2 separate regions of the Homo sapiens genome follow, and region 1 is linked to region 2. A link is an interaction called in ENCODE POLR2A ChIA-PET data of the cell type or tissue named here. Cell type or tissue: MCF 10A. All regions are shown on one strand. Each heading gives the region's core, and the rest is flanking DNA. Links, peaks and the distances in the headings are about the cores only.

Region 1 (9,054 bases), core at 1,695-6,694, 73 kb before region 2:
TGGTGGATCAATCATTCTGGGAGCTGGAGAACAGTGGCCCTATTCTCACAGCTCCACTAGGCAGTGCCCCAATAGGGACTCTGTGTGGGGACGCCAACTCCACATTTCCCTTCTGCACTGCCATAGCAGAGGTTCTCCATGAGGGCTGCCATCCTGCAGAAAACTTTTGCCTGGGCATTCAGAAATTTCCATACATCTTCTGAAATCTAGGTGGAGGTTCCCAAACCTCAGTTCTTGACTTCTGTGCACCCGCAGGCTCAACACCACGTGGAAGCTGCCAAGGCTTGGGGCTTTGACCCTCTGAAGCCACAGCCTGAGCTATATGTTGGTCCCTTTCAGCCATGGCTGGAGAGGCTGGGGTGCAGGCTACCAAGCCCTTAAGCTGCACAAAGCATGGGGATCCTGGGTCCAGCCCACAAAACCACTTTTTCCTCTTGGGCCTCTAGGCCTGTGATGGGAGGGGCTGCCATGAAGGTCTCTGACATGGCCTGGAGACATTTTCCCCATGGTCTTGGGGATTAACATTAGGCTTCTCACTACTTATGCAAATTTCTGCAGCCAGCTTGAATTTCTCCCCAGAAAATGGGTTTTCTTTTCTATTGCATAGTCAGGCTGCAAATTTTCTAAAGTTTTATGCTCTGCTTCCCTTATAAAACTGAATGCCTTTAACAGCACCCAAGTCACATCTTGAATGCTTTGCTGCTTAGAAATTTCTTCCACCAGATACCTAAATCATCTCTCTCAAGTCCAAAGTTCCACAAATCTTCAGGGCAGTGACAAAATACCACCAGTCTCTTTGCTAAGACATAGCAAGAATCAACTTTGCTTAAATTCCCAATGAGTTTCTCATCTCCATCTGAGGCCACCTCAGCCTGGATTTTATTGTCCATATCACTATCAGCATTTTGGGCAAAGCCATTCAACAAATCTCTAGGGAGTTCCAAACTTACCCAAATTTTCCTGTCTTCTTCTGAGCCCTTCAAACTGTTCCAATCTCTGCCTGTTACCCAGTTCCAAAGTCACTTCCAAATTTTCGGGTATCTTTTCAGCAATGCCCCACTCTACTGATCCCAATTTACTGTATTAGTCTGTTTTCATGCTGTTGATAAAGACATACCCAAGACTGGGAAGAAAAAGAGGTTTAATTGGACTTACAGTTCCACATGGCTGGGGAGGCCTCAGAATCATGGCGGGAGGTGAAAAGGACTTCTTACATGGCAGCAGCAAGAGAAAATGAGGAAGAAGCAAAAGTGGAAACCCCTGATAAACCCATTAGATCTCATGAGACTTATTCACTATCATGAGAATAGCACAGGAAAGACCAGCCCCTATGATTCAATTACCTCCTCCTAGGTCCATCCCACAACATGTGGGAATTCTGGGAGATACAATTGAAGTTGAGATCTGAATGAGGACACAGCCAAACCATATCAACGGGTATCTCATATATTAATAAATGTAGGATTTGAGTGGGGCTGGTGTTCAGCCGTAGGAACAGAGAAGCAGAGAAAACTGACTTGAGGAGATGATAATGACGATGAGGAAGAGAGAGGAAGAAAGAGACAGTTCTGGCAGCGTTCTGGTTTTTAGCTTCCCTCTGAGGTAATGTATGAGTCTGCAGAACACAGTCCTCAGCCAGGTCACTGCGTCCCACTGGCTCAGGTTAAAGGGTGAAGGCAAAAGAGCAAACGTCCCCAACTGGTAGATCGCTTCAACCAACTGAAAAATGCAGACTGGCCGATGTTGCCCCAAAACCAGATGACTAAGGCTGCTTCCATTGGAGAGGTGTGAAAAAGAAATCCCTACTCACAGAAATCAGGAGCGGTTAATAGGGTTTGTCTGCATTTTTCAGACAGAGGCTCAGAGAGGTGAAGTAACTTGCCCAGAGTCACACAGCTAGTGAGTAGGGTAGCTGAATTCAAACCCAAGTCTTTCCATTTCTGAATCTCAGGTTGTAGTGGTGTTGTGTTTTTGTTTCCTATTAGTCATCCTCTGTTAACTACTTCCTGGACTTCTGGAAAGAACTCAGAGATCTGATAAATATCCCTTAGGTACCCTATAAAAATTCCATGGGTATTACAATACTCCAGGCTACCATTGTCCAGAGAGGAAAAAAGTCAATGTGTGATATAGTTGAGGCTGGTCTAGGCTTACAGTGTGCAGAGGCCTACAGGCCAAAGACAGGATGGGGGCTACCAGGGCAGTGGTGTCCCCTTCTCTCTTCTGAGGGCTTTTGTTCGCTAGTGCCCACCTCCAAGTAGCTCTGGGAGTGGACACCAGTGACAATGGATGCTCAGCTGCCCTCTGGCCTCCATCTTTGCCTGCTGGCTGGGCTTGCGATTCCCACCCAAATTGTGACTCTTGGCTTCAAGGATATTTGTGGAGCCCAAAGACCATGCTGCATGGTCAGAGTAAGGGGATGCTGACAGGGTGGTCTTAATTCAGGGTGGTCTTAGTTCTGAGAGATCACTGCCTCCAAAGCCGGACTCTTGGGCTGTGCCACACTGTGTGCACATCACACTGAGCCCCCCTGCACTTGCTGGGCTTTGTATTCCTGAAGACTAACTTGGAGCAAGAGACAATTGTAGTCTTCTTGGGGGCTAGAAGGGAGGAGTGGGAGTCATCCCCAAGGCCATTGCTGATGGCAGGAAACACCACAAACTGAGAACCAGTTAGTTTTCAACCCTTGTGTCTCACCACACACACACACACACACACACACACACACACACACACCCTTGTCTTCCCATGTGAAAATCAACAAAAGGACACGTCTTCCTTAATTTCCTAAGTCAAGCTCCTCATGGTGATTTCCTGAAATATGACAGGTAGAAGTTCAAACCACAGGTAATGCCCCATCAACTTTGCTTTTTCTAACCTGCCCTCTTGAAATTTAGTCACATGGACTCAGGATGACAAAAGAAGAATCCTTGACATCTGTTTTGTCCCTGTGCTGACTCTCATTATCCAGTGGCTCCTAATCTTGAAGTTCTGGAGGCAACTTATTGTTCACTATCCCTGGGACTGACTTGGCTATGTGGGCAACTGTCCCCTTCCTCTCTCTGCACTTACTTGAACTGCTCATAATAGAATGGGCTTTCTTTTATTCATTTTTGAGACAGAGTCTTGCGTGTCACCCAGGATGGAGTGCAGTAGCATGATCTCGGCTCAACTGCAACCTCTGCTTCCCAGGTTCAAGTGACATGGCTCAGCCTCCTGAGTAGCTGGGACTACAGGCGTGCATCACCATGCCTGCCCGCTAATTTTTGTATTTTTAGTAGAGACGGGATCTCGCGATGTTGGCCAGACTGGTCTTGAATGCCTGACCTCTGGTGATCCACCCGCCTTGGCCTCCCAAAGTGCTGGGATTACAGGCGTGAGCCACCGCGTCTGGCAGAATGGTCTTTCTAGACTGAGAAGGGCAACTCTTTGGGTGCAGACACTCCAGATGCCACAGCCACTGCCAGAACTGTCACACAAGCTCTCTCCTATCTTTTGCATTCGAATAGCTCCTAAATAGAGAAGTTGGAAACAAGAGTTGAGTATGTCTGCCTTCTCTGAGTCACACAGGGAGAGTGAAATATCTGTTGCATGGACACCCTTTCTGCTGCACATTTGATGAAAAGAGCCCACTTTGGTGTGCTTTTTGGCTAGATCCAGTTCATTCTGGCCTCTAGTTTTCCTTGTGGGACAGGGGGCCTGGTCAGTTGTGACTCTCCAAGGGGAGATCAAAGAAGAGATGGGGAAGGAAAGAAGAGCACCAGGCTAGGCAGCCGCAGGACTTATCAACCACAAGAAAGGTACAGACCCAGTGAAGCTGAAGGCGGCTTACCTGCAGAGCTGAGAACCCAAACAGGGGCTGAGGGCCACACCCAGGAAGTAGAGGATAGGTAATGGAGGAAGGATGGGCAGGGAAAAGAGTTAGGGTACACGTTAATTTCCTATGGTTGCAGTAACAAATGACCACAAGCTTTGTGATTTAACAGAAATTTGTTTCTTACAGTCCTGGAGGACAAAAGTCCAAAATCAAGATGCTGGCAGGGCCACGCTCCCTTCAGAGACTCTAGGGGAGAATACTTCCTTGCTTCCTCTGGTTTCTGGTGGCCATCAGCATTCATGGGCCTGTGGCTGTATCTCTCCAGTATCTGCCTCTGTCTTCACATGGCCTTCCATTCTGTGTGCCTCTTTTAAAGATATTTGCTATTGGATTTAGGGGTCACCAGGATAATCCAAAATCATTTCTTCATTTCAAGGTCTTTAATTTAACTCTATCTGGAAAGACTTCTTTTCCTAGTAAGGTCAGATTCATGGGTTCTAGGGATCAGGATGTGGACATATCTTTTGGGGGGCCAACATTTGGCTCATTACAGGGTGGGAGGAGACACAAAGTAGGATGAAACAAGCCAGTAGGCTAGAGCAACGGGCTCAGGATCTAGAACAAGAATCAGGTAGGAATGAGGTGGTGGCAGCCCCTCCTTTAGGTACTCTCTGTGTATGAGTCCATTTTCACACTGCTATAAAAATACTACCCGAGACTGGGTAATTTATAAAGGAAAGAGGCTTAATTGACTCACAGTTCTGCATGGCTGAGGAGGCCTCAGGAAACTTATAATCATGGCAGAAGGCAAAGGGGAAGCAGGAACCTTCTTCACACAGCAGCAGGAAAGAGAGAGTGAAGGGGGAAGAGCCCCTTATGAAACCATCAAATTTCATGAGAACTCACTCACTATCATGAGAACAGCATGGAGGAAACTGCCCCCATGATCCAATCACCTCCCACCAGGTCCCTCTCCTGACACATGGGGATACAATTCTGATCACAATTTGAGATGAGATTTGGGTGGAGTCACAGCCAAACCATATTACTTCAATGGGCGGTGGGGGGACAAAGGCCACACCTCAAAGGGCTGGACCACAACAACCTCCTGTTTGCTTCCTGCCTTTCCCTCGCTTTTTTTTGCACATCTGTTTCAAAGCTAAACTTCTGGGGGAGCTGCCGGAAGAAACCCACCTTGGGCCGAGTTCAGTGGCTCATGCCTGTAATTCCAGCACTTTGGGAGGCCGAGGTGGGTGGATCACCTGAGGTCAGGAGTTCGAGGCCAGCCTGGCCAACACGGTGAAACCCCATCTCTACTAAAAATACACACCCCCCAAAAAATTAGCTGGGCATGGTGGAGGACGTCTGTAATCCTAGCTACTTGGGAGGCTGAAGAAGGAGAATTGCTTGAACCCAGAAGGTGGAGGTTGCAGTGAGCTGAGATCACGCCATTGCACTCTAGCCTGGGCAACAAGAGCAAAACTCCATCTCAAAAATAAAAAAATAAAAAAAAAGAAAGAAAGAAAAAAAAAAGAAAAAAAAAAACAAGAGAAATCCACCCTGAATTCTTTATCTAGGTTCCCTCTTGGGAACAAAAGCTTCTTCTTTGAGCTTCCCACCCCTAGAGTCAGGGTCCTTTCCAGAGTCCCTGAGGGGGGAAAAATGGTTTTCAATGAATTTCATTGAGTTTACCTCCTAACGTGAAGGTATATGTTTTTGAAGGCCTTTCCTCTTGTGTTATAAATTCTACCCTGCCATGGTCACAGTCTTCCAAGGTTTCTGCCACTCTGTCCCTGCCAGCCTGGTCTTTTCCATTGGTTAGGTTTAGGCACAACTGTTCTTTCCTCTCCATGCTTCATTCACTGAGGAATAATACTGTTACGATGGTGAGTGGAGAATACATCTAATATTCCTGTTTTGGTAGATACCTAGATATGGGTTGTCATCAATCAGGACAGGCTAATTATGCTGCAGTTAACAAACACCCACAAATCTGTGGACAATTCTCAATCTTAGTACATGTCTGTGATGGTTAATATTGAGTGTCAACTTGACTGAAGGATGCAAAGTATTGTTCCTGGGTGTGTCTGTGAGGGTGTTGCCAAAGGAGATTAACGTTTGAGTCAGTGAACTGGGAAAGGCAGACCCACTCTCAATCTAGGTGGGTACAATCTAATCAGCTGCCAGCATGGCCAGAAGAAAAGCAGGCAGAAGAACATGGAAAGACTAGACTGGCTTAGTCTTCTGGCCTACATCTTTCTCCCGTGCTGGATGCTTCCTGCCCTGGAACATCAGACTCCAAGTTCTTCAGCTTTGGGACTTGGACTGTCTCTCCTTGCTCCTCAGCTTGCAGATGGCCTATTGTGGGACCTCACCTTGTGATCATGTGAGTCAATACTCCTTAATAAGCTCCCCTTTATATATACACCTATCCTATTAGTTCTGTCCCTCTAGAGAACTCTGACTAATACAATGTCCTTGGTTGGCTATGCTCCATGTCATCTTTACTTAAGGACTCAGGCTGATGGAACATTGGAACATTAAGGGTTGTCATAGCAGAGGGAAAAGAGCATCGTGAATCATACATTAGCTCTTAAATTTGCTGCCCAGAAATTACACGTTGGTTTTCACTGGCAGCCTACATCTAGTCTCCTTGCATAGGTGTTGCTGCTGTAGTGAGCTATATTTAGGGGTGCCAATACAGTTGATCCTTGATGACTCCTCCACCCCTCACAGTTGGAAATTTGTGTATAACTTCTGACTCCCTAACATCTTAACTAATAATAGCCTACTGTTGACCAGAATCCTTATCAATAACATAAACAGTCCGTTAACACATATTTTGCATGTCATATGTATTAGATACTGTATTCTTTCAATAAAGTAAGCTAGAGAAAAGAAAATGGTATTAAGAAAATCATAGGAAGAGAAAATATATTTACTATCCATTAAATGGAAGTGGATCATCATAAAGTAAAGGTCTTCATACTCACCATCATCACATCGAGTAGGCTGAGGAGCAGGAGGGGTGGGTCTTGCTGTCTTAGGGATGGCAGAGGCAGAAGGAAGTCCGAGTATTAGTGGCCGCATGCAGTTCAAGCCTGTGCTGTTCAAAAGTCGACTGCGTATTTTTCAGAACAGTGTCTGGCCCACTCAATGTTTGCTGAATGCATAAAGAAAACAAAATTTGTATACTACATCCAACTGGGCAGTTGTGTGCTACCTCCAACAGGCCAGGCATGGTGGCACGCGCCTATAGTCCCAGATACTCAGGAGGCTGAGCCGGGAGGATTGTTTGAGCCCTGGAGTTGCAGTAGTATACTCTCACAACATTTCTGCACATCCTTTTAACCCACATCCCCTCTCAGCTTTATGGGGCTTAATATTAGTCAACTGTCAACTGAAGTCACTTTGCTCTTTTAAATTAAAGAGTAAACACAAAATGTAAAAAGCACAACCCCATATCCCATGGTCTGTGGAAAGTTCAGCAGCCTCCTCAAGATCTTTGTGACTTATTTAGGAATTTTATGTACTTGTGGTCACTTGTGGATTTACAGCCTGATGTTTTGAGCTCACTTGGGTCTTATATCCACCACAATCTTCTCTGCTCTTGCAAATCCAGACAGAAAACTTAGATCTTTGTCCCTACCCTTCTACCCAAAATATCCAACTGCACCAAACACACGGTTTACACAAGGCACCACTCACTGAAGGCTTGGTGTAGTTCAGCCTCCCTCCCACTCAAAGATCCTTCCCAGTTACCTACTTTGTACTTTCCCGGCCCCCTCCCTGGGTTCTGGCTTCTCTTTTCTTCCCCCCAATTCAATCCCCCTCACTTTATTATGCAGGGCAATCTCTCTTTCCTTCTACTCTACCCCAGGCTTAACTTTGCATGGCCAAAAACTGATTAATGTCTGGATTAAACAAAGGGCCATTTATGCAAGATAGAATCATTGGCAGAGATTTTGTAATTTCTTTCTCTTTTCCTCAGTAGGTGGAAGAAAGCTGTATGGAAATTTATTTTCCTTAAACTGCAAGAAGTGGCTACAGTTTGGGTTTAAATAATCTTTTCCTGGCCGGGCGCGGTGGCTCACGCCTGTAATCCCAGCATTTTGGGAGGCTGAGGCAGGCGGATCACGAGGTCAGGAGATCGAGACCATCCTGGCTAACACGGTGAAACCCCATCTCTACTAAAAATACAAAAGAATTAGCCAGGCGTGGCGGTGGGCGCCTGTAGTCCCAGCTACTCGGGAGACTGAGGCAGGAGAATGGCGTGAACCCGGGAGGCGGAGCTTGCTCCAGCCTGGGCGACAGAGCAAGACTCCGCCTCAAAGAAAAAAAAAATCTTTTCCTTCCTCCTTTCTGGTAAATATATACTTTCTTGACATCTATTTCTGATAAACTTTATTTTTTTAACACAGTGGTTCTCAAACTTTTGGTCTCAACTCTTTTGCACACTTAAAAATTATTAAGGGCTCTAAACAATTTTGGTTTATATTGACATTATCGACATTTACTATATGAGAAATCAAAACAAAAACTTGATGTTTTTGAAAGTCTTTTTTTGGAGTCTGGCTTAATAGAAAACAGCTGTTCTGCATTTACTCCGTTGCAATATCACAGTCTCCAGCAAACTCAACTGTATGCAACTCATAAGAAAATCAGAGCGAAAAGGCAAATAACATCTTAGTATTGTGAAAATTTTATCTTGATGACCATTAAAACTGCTGTTTTAATACATATTCTACTTGTGCTTCCTCTTTATGAAAAAAGAAATCTTGAAGAAATCAATGAGATTTTGAATTAAAACTGAACCATAGGCCAGGCACGGTTGCACGTGCCTATAGTCCCAGCTACTCAGGAGGCTGAGTCCGGGAGGATCGTTTGAGCCCTGGCGTTCCAGCTGTAGTGAGCTAGGATGGCGCCTCTGACTAGCCACTGCAATCCAGCCTGGGCAACATAGTAGACCCCCGTCTCAAAAAACAACACAAAACAGAACATGAACCTAAAATGCAGAAGAAACTCATTGATTGAGTTGTCAATTTTAATAGCTATGGCTCAAGACGGTACAATTAAAAACTATGCATGAAGGATGAAGAGAATCCAGCGGCATTAGGGCCACTCTTTCACCTTTGTCTCCATCTAAACTTCCTATTCATCCTTCAAATCTCTGCACAGGTGACGCCTTTTCTCTAAAGCCTCTTCCTTTACCACAAATAACAGTGATTATAATAATA
Region 2 (9,054 bases), core at 2,358-7,357:
GCTAAAAGCACACAGGCACTCGGTTTGAGACATACCAAACAAAAATTTATTTTTGTATTTATTTCAAACCATTTATACAGGATGTGTTAGTTTACTGTCTTCTCATCTGCAAAAGGGTAATAATGATACCTACCCTAAGGGATTGTTAGGAGAAGCAAATCGGATGCATAGCATTTAGATTGGTGCCTGCCGTATAGTATGTAGTACTCAATAAAAATTGACTATTAACTTGTGCCACTACTATTTTTTAAAAATAGTTTTTACCCAATTCCCTTTTGTAGTGAAGCCCACGGAGATTAAGCAACTTGCTCAAAATTTCAGCTGGCAAAGGTTAAAAGTTGAGTGGAGCTTGTAAAATATATCCCTTTCTTCCCAGTCCAGTGGAACTACCTGAAAGAAAAATACAGGAGTCAGCAAGAAAAAGCCAAGTGGAGAACCTGACTTTAGAGTTATGGCCCAATACGAGTGGGGCATGGGCCAGAATATACCCTCTCTGCTGGCTGGTCGATCTGAAAAGAGGAGAGGACAGGGCAGCATGCTCTCCCTTCTCAAAATCTGAACACAGCTCTCTCCTCTTCCCTCTAAGAAGAGTGAGTAAAGGTTGGGAGATAGGCCAGGAAGACTGGTCCAGCTGAAGTCCCTCCACATGATGCATGGCAGTGGGGAATAAGGAATCCCTTCACAGTAAGTGGCAAAGCAGGGAGTAGAACCCAGGCACCTTGGCCAACTCCCTGGATTTCATGCCCATCTTTCTTTTGTCCACCCTGATTCATCCAGGCCCCCCACAGAGTCTTTTCCTCTGCCCTCTACCCTATTCTAAGCTAAAAACTGAATATAGATGAACTCAAACGGGAGAATGAACAATCCTGGATGTTGCTTTCGTTACTTGTTTAAACCATGTTTTCAGGTGGCTTGATGATAGATACTCAAAATGCACTGGTCACCGTTGTACTGCCAGTCTTTCTGACCATTCTTTTTCCTTGCTGTATTTGTGAACCTTCTTCTCAATACCCCTATGGGCTTGCCAATCCAAAGCCCCCCATGTCGTAAAACACAAGGAACAGTAGTAGCCAACTTCAGAGGAGACAAATGTCAATCAGTGAAAACGTTTTTGTTTTTTTTTTTTGCCGATCTTTCTGTATCCAGTGTAGTTAATTTGTTAAAAAATCAACATATACAAATACTCTCACAAATACTCTCATGAAGCTCAGTTTCTTTCTATGAAGAAAAATTCAGACCTAACTAAGCTAAACATAACATGAACACCGTGAGTCATACAGATCTGTGATCAATGCCAATTCTTCCGTTTATTAGCCTTGTGACCTTGCTTAGGTTTGTTTCCATGTTTACTAGGTGGGGCAGGAGGAGGTAATGTCTAATTCGTACGATCGTTATGGAGGGGTGGAAACCACAGAGCACACGTCAAGCAGTTTATGCACTACCTGGCACACACGTGGCGGGTGCTCTGTAAGTAGCGATCACGATTGGGTGAAATCAAGCATGTACTGCATGTTGAATAGAGATGTAGTACAAAAAGAAAAGAGCAGGTTGATGTTGATATTGCCCACGTGGAGGCTTTTTCTCAGTTCCCAGGTGCTTCCTTGCAAATATAGCACTGGAAAACTGTAGTTGTGACTTGCCAGGATTCTGTGTAAATTTGGCAGTTAAGAACTCAAGACTGGTACTTAGACTGGCTGGATTGGATCCAGGCTTCAACCCACATGTCCCTGAGGAAATTCCTTATCCTCTCTCTGACTCGGTTTTCTCATCCATGGGGCAGCCATGATGCTGTCACTGCTCCTGGGCATTGCTGGGAGAAGTGGGTGAGTAGCACACACAGAGCTCTTTTGGACTTCCGCCTGACTGGGAGTGAGGTCCCAGTGAAAGTTTTGTTGTTGTTTTTTGGTGGCATTGATCCTGTTACATGGAATTTAAGCAAAGATTGCAAGTACTTAGAAATAAAGTAGCCAGAGATTGTTGGGATTTAGTTGTTACTAAGTAAGGGTTGTTCCTAGTTTGGTAGCAGAAAATCTCTACCTCAAAATGACTAAAAATGTTAAAAGAAGAAAGTACTACATGAGTTTGTTTTGTTTCGTTTTGTTTTGTTTTGAGACCGAGTCTCGCTCTGTCACCAGGCTGGAGTGCAGTGGCGCGATCTCGGCTCACTACAACCTCCACCTCCAGGGTTCAAGTGATTCTCCTGCCTCAGCCTCCCGAGTAGCTGGGATTACAGGCATGTGCGTCACCGGCTAGTTTTTTTGTTTTGTTTTGTTTTGTTGTTTTGGTTTTTTGGTTTTTTTTAATTGTATTTTTAATAGAGACGGGGTTTCGCCATGTTGGCCAGTCTGGTCTTGAACTCCTGACCTCAGGTGACCCGCCCGCCTCAGCCTCCCAAAGTGCTGGGATTACAGGCTTAAGCCACTGCCCAAGCCCCGAGATTTTTTAAAATAACATGTTATTATGGAAAATTTCAAATATATACTAAAGTGGAATAGCACAAGGAACCCCCCATATAAGCATGTACTCACCTTCAGCCTTGAGCAACTCAGGACTCATCCTGTTGCATCTGTTACCTCCCCCTGTCTTATTGTGAAGCAAATCCTGGGCATTGTATAATTTTACTTGTAAGTTGTTCCGTGTATAAAATATAAGGATTCTAAAAACAGAAAGATAAATGAAAACATAATCCTAGTACATAATATCATTATTACACCTAACTGAAATTTATTATTCCTTAATATCACTAAATATTAAGTAGGAGATTCTTTAGTGAAATAACAATATACAGTGGACATTAAAACGACTTTAACATCAAATGAAACTAAAAAACACCAACATATTTATTAATTTAACAGTACTGAGGGAGCCCATGCTAGTTCCCCGTAATGGTTAAGGGTTCTAGTTCCAGCTCAGTCAGTCTTGAGCTTTGGTTTCTTTCCACTAAGAATATCTGTTTCCACAGGTTATCAGAGTTAAGTGAAATAACTCATTTACAGTAACTAGTATAGAGGAGACATTAAATAAATATTACATTCCTTTCCTTTTTCTTTTATCTACAGTTCAATTCTTGTTTTAAACTACACTTTATGTTAGAAATACAGAATTCTCTATTCTTTGTCCATACCCTTCCTCTCTGATGGAGACATATTTAATATGGCGGTGTAATCAAACCGTAGCTCACTGATGAAAACTCTTTTCCATGATAGACCATCAGTCTGATGGAAGACTGTTCACTTGTGAGGACAGATGATCTTGTGAAGCTGTTAGGTTGCCCAGTCTTAGTAGATTTTACATGGTGATGCTGCACCTTCTGAACACACCTCAAGTAAGAGGCATTCTCTTGATGTATATACTTATTCCTACTTTATCATATTAAGTGACTCTTCCAAAATTAGCACTGCATGTGGAAACATTTAAAGTCCAAAACATAGGCCGGATATGGTGGCTTATGCCTGTAGTCCCAGCACTTTGGGAGGCCAAGGGGGGAGGATCACTTGAGCCCAGGAATTTGAGACCAGCCTGGGCAACATAGCAAGACCCCATATCTACAAAAAAGAAAAAAGAAAAATCCAAAGCATACAACTACTTAACCTCTCTAAAAATGTGAAAATGTAATGAGCACGTCAGAATTGTATGCGCTATAATATGCGGTCTTTGCCAGTTTATTCTGAAAAATAGGACTGAGTCTAACAGTAAATAGATTAAGCTTGGCCAAGAGTCTTTATAAAGTTAATGGTAGTCATGTGATTAAACAGTCAAATCATTCTCTGCAGAGATAATTGTATTATGCTATTTGGGGACTTAGGTATGCCTATGTAGATAAATCAAAGATTTGTTGAACTTTTTTCTTTGTTGTTGATTTGTCATGTTTTTTTTTTTGTTTTTTTTTAAAGAAATTAATAGAAAATTCAGAGCTCTCAAATTTCTAAAGAAATCTTAATGTTCCTTTATTTTTTCATTCTCAGCATTTAAAATATCATACATTGTGTTCCTGTTAAGTATTGAGTTATTATACTGATGTAATTTAGTCAGTAATTACTTAACACACCTCTTATCAAGAATTCTGTTTAATCCTGAACCACCTGCACTCTGTTTTAATAACCTCGTTTCATAGAAATTTCCCATTACAGAGCATATGAAGTTGGGATCACATTTGTTAGACTAACTGCAACCTCTTGTATAATAATTATGTGCTTGTGGGCCTCTGTGGAGCTTGCTTGCTCCTGGCATTCATCCCTAGGCACCATCCCTCCCTTGTAGAATAGAACTAACTAAAAGTAGGGGTGGGCAGCTGGATCTAACCTGTACAGTAGATTCCTCTGCACTTTTCAAAACTTTGTATGGAAAACTTTATGGCTTCTAAAAAAACACCTGTTGTGGATAGTAAGGTTCTTAGTAGGTGTATTAGTTTCTCATTGCTGCTGTAACCAATTACATCAAACTTGTGGCTTACAACAACACAGATTTATTATCTTATAGTTCTATAAGTCAAGTGTCCAAAATGGGACTCCCTGAGCTAAAATCAAGGTGTTGGCAGGACCGTGTTCTTTTCTGGAGGCTCTAAGGAAGGCCCATTGCCCTGCCCTTTCCAGCTTCTAGAGGCTGCCCACATTCTTTGGCTTCCTTTCCCCATCTTCAAAACCAGCAACATTGGAATGAGTCTTTCTCACATTGCATTACTCTCACTCTCCCTTCTGCCTCCCACTTCCACATTTACCGACCCTTGTGATTGAGCCTACCCAGATAATTCAGGATAATCTCTCTACTTTAAGGTCAGCTGATCAGCAACCTTAACTCATGTGCTGCATTAATGCCCTGTTGTCATGTAACACCATATAGTCACAGGTTCTGGCGATTAGGAGTTGGACATCTTACAGGGGGATGGGCCTGGGGAAGCTGGAAAACCATTATTCTGCCTACGGTAGCAGGTATAATCCTTCTGGGATTATTCAGTACCCACTATTTATTCAATATTTAGTAAAAGTTTCTGAGGGTCTGCTTTGTGCCAGAAACTGCCTGACAAGCTCTGGGGAAAGAGAGAGGACTCTCTGCCCTCTCAGAGTTTGCAGTCTGGTGAAGGGAAATCAGTTTATGAACTAGTCATTGTTATCATGAAGGAACAGGTGCTGAAATAGATGCACATGTAGCGTTTTGTGCGGGAATGGGATCTGACTGCAGCTGGGAGTGTAGGGTGAGTATGAGGAGGAAAAGAGAATCTTGAATGAGGAGGAAGAATTTGCCTGGGAGAGAATGATGGGTAGGGCGTTCCAGGGAAAGGGAGAACCATATGGGTATGCAAGTGAGGGGAAGGCCTGGGACTTGGAGGCTGGAGTGGTGCGGGGTGTGCGGCAGGGACTTTCAGCGCTGAGTTGTGAAGGGCCTTGAGTGCTGCATTTGGGAGTTTGGACTTTTTCCCGTTGTTTAGACACTGAGATGACTCATTGGCTTTCCTTTGGCAAATCAGCATGCAGAGCTGCTTCCTTTAACTGCAGTGTATTTTGAAACCAGAATTCACCACTGTCGAATGTATTCTACCCACGCATTTCCCTTGCTTTGCTCATTTATGCTGTTCACATGGCCCCTGGAAGTAGTTGAGTGTTTGACCCCTGGTAGGCAGGGGAAGGAGGTAAGGAGATGGAAACCATTGAAGGTTTTGAAACAGAGGAGTAGCTTGGTCAAATCTTTTATGTGATGGAATGAACACCTTGCTTGCGTATCTCTTAATTTTTTTCCCAACAGACTTAAAAGTCAGATTTCCGACCGGGCGCGGTGGCTCACGCCTATAATGCCAGCACTTTGGGAGGCTGAGGCGGGCGGATCGCGAGGTCCGGAGATCGGGACCATCCTGGCTAACATGGTGAAACCCCGTCTCTATTAAAAATACAAAAAAATTAGCCGGGTGTGGTGGCGGGTGCCTGTAGTCCCAGCTACTCCGGAGGCTGAGGCAGGAGAATGACGTGAACTTGGGAGGTGGAGCTTGCACTGAGCCGAGATGGCACCACTGCACTCCAGCCCTGGTGACAGAGCAAGACTCCATCTCAAAAAAAAAAAAAAAAAAAGTCAGATTTCCTGATGCAGCCTAAGTGGAAAGCAGGAACAGGATTGTAAGGCAGGCAGGCATGGTGGTGCACTGGGAAACACGCTGAATTTGGACTCAGTCCTGAGCTTTTGAAACCAAGCTCACATACTAAATGTGTAACCTTGGACAAGTCACTTAGCTTTTCCCAAACTGGTTAATGAGAACAGTAAGAATCATAGCACAGCAGGGTTGTTGGGAAGAGAAATAGGCCATGTACGTGAAAGTGTTGAGCAGTGTCAGGGATGGTGGACAGTCTCTCAGTCCTGATTTGCTATCTGTGAAATAAATGAATATTGTGACCATACTTAATTCTTTTTCTTTGATTTGTTTGCTTACAATGCCTTAGGGTGTTTTTCTGAATCACATTTATAATAAGAGTCTAGACTATGTGGGAAATTTAGCTGAACCCAAACTGACATATCTCCAGACAAACCATGGATGTTTCTTTTGTGATCAATGCTATTTTGTATTTAGGCATATACTCATTCCACAGTGTTTATTGATCACCTCTGTGCTTCTTGTTGTGCTTACAACTGTAGGGAAAGATGGGCAGCCCCTCCTTGCATAGTTCTGCCACTGACAAAGAAGTGTGTATATAAAAGTTAGGTCAGAGTACATGGCCATGAATAATTGAGTGCCAAGAGTGTGGTGTGCAGAAGTCCTTTTAAGATCAGAGCAAAGTGAAAATTAGCCTGGGTTGGCCTTGACAGAAAAACTTCCATGGAAGAGATGAAAGTTCCGCAGACCTTGCAAGGCTGGGGCCACGTGTGTTTGGAACGAGTGCAAAGTGTGTGAGTCGGAAGCTGGAGTAAGACGTCGTCAGAGGACCAGCAGGCCACTGGCTAGTAATCATTCTCCCTCTGGAAACACGTTTGTCCCTATTGACTGTGGTCTGAGCGTTCTTCCCACCACTTTTTATTTATTTGTGAATTGCTAGTTCCATGCACAGTACCTGGCATGTAGTAGGTGCTTTAGAATAGGTTTTTATTATACTAGAAACAGCCATCACAAACACAGTGCTTTGTACCTGTATCTTTGAGTTCTTTTTCTTCATCCATGGAAATAGCCCATAGGAAAGACAGAGATTTGCTATGTGGGGATAAATTGTTACCCCTGAATCTTTGCTTTAACTCTGCTGCTCTGCATGGGCCCTATTTACAAACGCAACAGCTTCAGCTTTAGAACTGTCCCTTAGAACACTTGGAAGAAGGAATACTTGCTGTGCAATTTTAGCTATAAGAAAAGAAAAGGAATTAACCTTATTGAACACATGCTATGTAATTACTAGACATGCATTATCTCATTTCGTCTTTAACTTACCTAGAAATCACCTACTCATAGTGTCATAGGTCCTAATAATTAGAGGTGGAAGGAACCATCGATGAGAGACTGAGGCCCAGGAATGGTAACTAATTTGTGACTGTACGAGAGTCCAAAACCGACGGTGCTCAGTTTGTAGCTTCAGAATCTTTCTGCAATTTGCATTTTATTCTCTATTAATTTAAAATTCATTACATGAGTGTAACATATCTATATAAACTGTTGGCTTTCTTTTTTAATTTTAGATTTCTCACATTGGCAAACTGAGAGATTTTCTTCTGGAACACAGGAAAGATTATATTAATGCTTATAGGTAAGTACATATTTTTTTACCAGGACTTTGGTGACTGTGTTCTTTTCTACACCTATATTTCTTTTGCGCTTTTTGCCCTCACCTTTTTCTTAATAACTCAGAGTTGTAATGAGGAAGACCAGTTTGGCAGTGGAAAAATCTCCTCAAAGCAAAAGGCTCTGCTGTACTCCATGTCCTCAAAGTCATGAAATCACAACAGCAATATCTTCCAGTCTATTTGTATCTCTCTATGTACCATTATCTCCTGTCAAATGAAACTCCATGAGTACTTACAGAGCTGTATTTGAAGTTGGGGACACATGTATTTGTATGCCCTCAACCTGTGGAAGAACAAAGTTTTCAAGCCTCTGCTAAGCTATTTTTGCCCATCTCTTGCGGTCCCAGTCTGTGACACCAGTTTTGCTGGTTTGGTGACGTTCTCATGAGCACATTTCAGTCCTTACCCTCACGTCGCTGGATCATGCCTCCCTCGCCAATTCCCAGTCCTCAGTCCTGATGGCCATTTTCTTCTTTTGTCCTTCTCCCAGGCTTTTGACACCTGCTAGAGGCAGCTACACACCCACTTTGGCATAGCCTTCATTTCTTACGGCACTTTTGCTGAATCCTTCTGTTCATCCCCTAATGTTACTCATGTTGACATTCCTTCTGGTGGCTAAGTCTAGTTTCTACTCAGTAGCCAGAGTCTTTTTTAAACTTTAATTGGATTATGTCACCACCTGAGTAAGCCCACCATGAATACTGCATTGGAATTAGCATTAATACCAGCCTCTACACTGCGGTCTCCCCACTCCTGATCTAGCCCCTGGCCTTATTTCAAACACCGCCTTCCCACGACGGTGCTCCAGCCATGCCAGCCTTCCTTAAAGGTGCCATGCCCTTTCCTGGTGCAGGGCCCAGGCCTATGCTGTTCCTCCTCTTCCCATGGTGGTTTCCTTTTCAAACTTAAAGGCTCAACTTAATAGTCCCTCTTCCCAGAGGCCTTCTCTCACTACCCTTTATAAAGTAGGTCTCTTCTGTTAGTTAGTTTCTCCACCCTGTATATTTTCTTCAGTAACAAAACACAATTTGTAATTATTTAATAATTACAGTTTATTATCTGTCTTTGTCACCAGGCTGTACATGTCATGAGGTCAAGGACCTTGTCAGGTTTCCATCGTGTTTCCATAGTTCCTCACCCATATTTGGCACTCAGTAAATACTTGTTGAATGAATGATTTCCTCCTAGTCCTAAAGTCCATGACTAGCCCAGCAGCACTCAACTGTGGTGATTTTGCACCCCAGGGGACATTTGGCAATGTCTGGAGACATTTTTGTTTTTCCCAACTAGGAAGAGGAGTATTGC

What was found. Peaks named below come from ENCODE experiments on the same cell type or tissue, not always from the same donor. Only the 100,000 strongest peaks of a DNase experiment are listed, where the experiment ranks them.
Region 1: POLR2A ChIA-PET joins it to region 2 with 5 read pairs; 6 of 35 experiments call an interaction of 5 or more read pairs at or near these places.

The regions. Positions count from the first base shown.
Region 1 is chr4:4,542,664-4,551,717 of GRCh38, reverse strand. It overlaps LOC124900165, which reads right to left. Exons shown (of 6, transcript XM_047416490.1): 2 at 6,811-6,980. STX18-AS1 (STX18 antisense RNA 1 (head to head)) reads right to left here. Exons shown (of 6, transcript NR_037888.1): 2 at 6,811-6,980. Among named protein-coding and RNA genes, the nearest start is that of STX18-AS1, 5.1 kb to the right of the region's middle. In MCF 10A, for the core only: no CTCF peak of the experiment used is centred there; no DNase peak of the experiment used is centred there.
Region 2 is chr4:4,470,297-4,479,350 of GRCh38, reverse strand. STX18 (syntaxin 18) reads left to right here. Exons shown (of 11, transcript NM_016930.4): 2 at 7,645-7,712. STX18-IT1 (STX18 intronic transcript 1) reads left to right here. Exons shown (of 4, transcript NR_126434.1): 2 at 377-684; 3 at 1,354-1,467; 4 at 3,207-3,230. Among named protein-coding and RNA genes, the nearest start is that of STX18-IT1, 6.9 kb to the left of the region's middle. In MCF 10A, for the core only: no CTCF peak of the experiment used is centred there; a DNase peak (open chromatin) is centred at 5,480.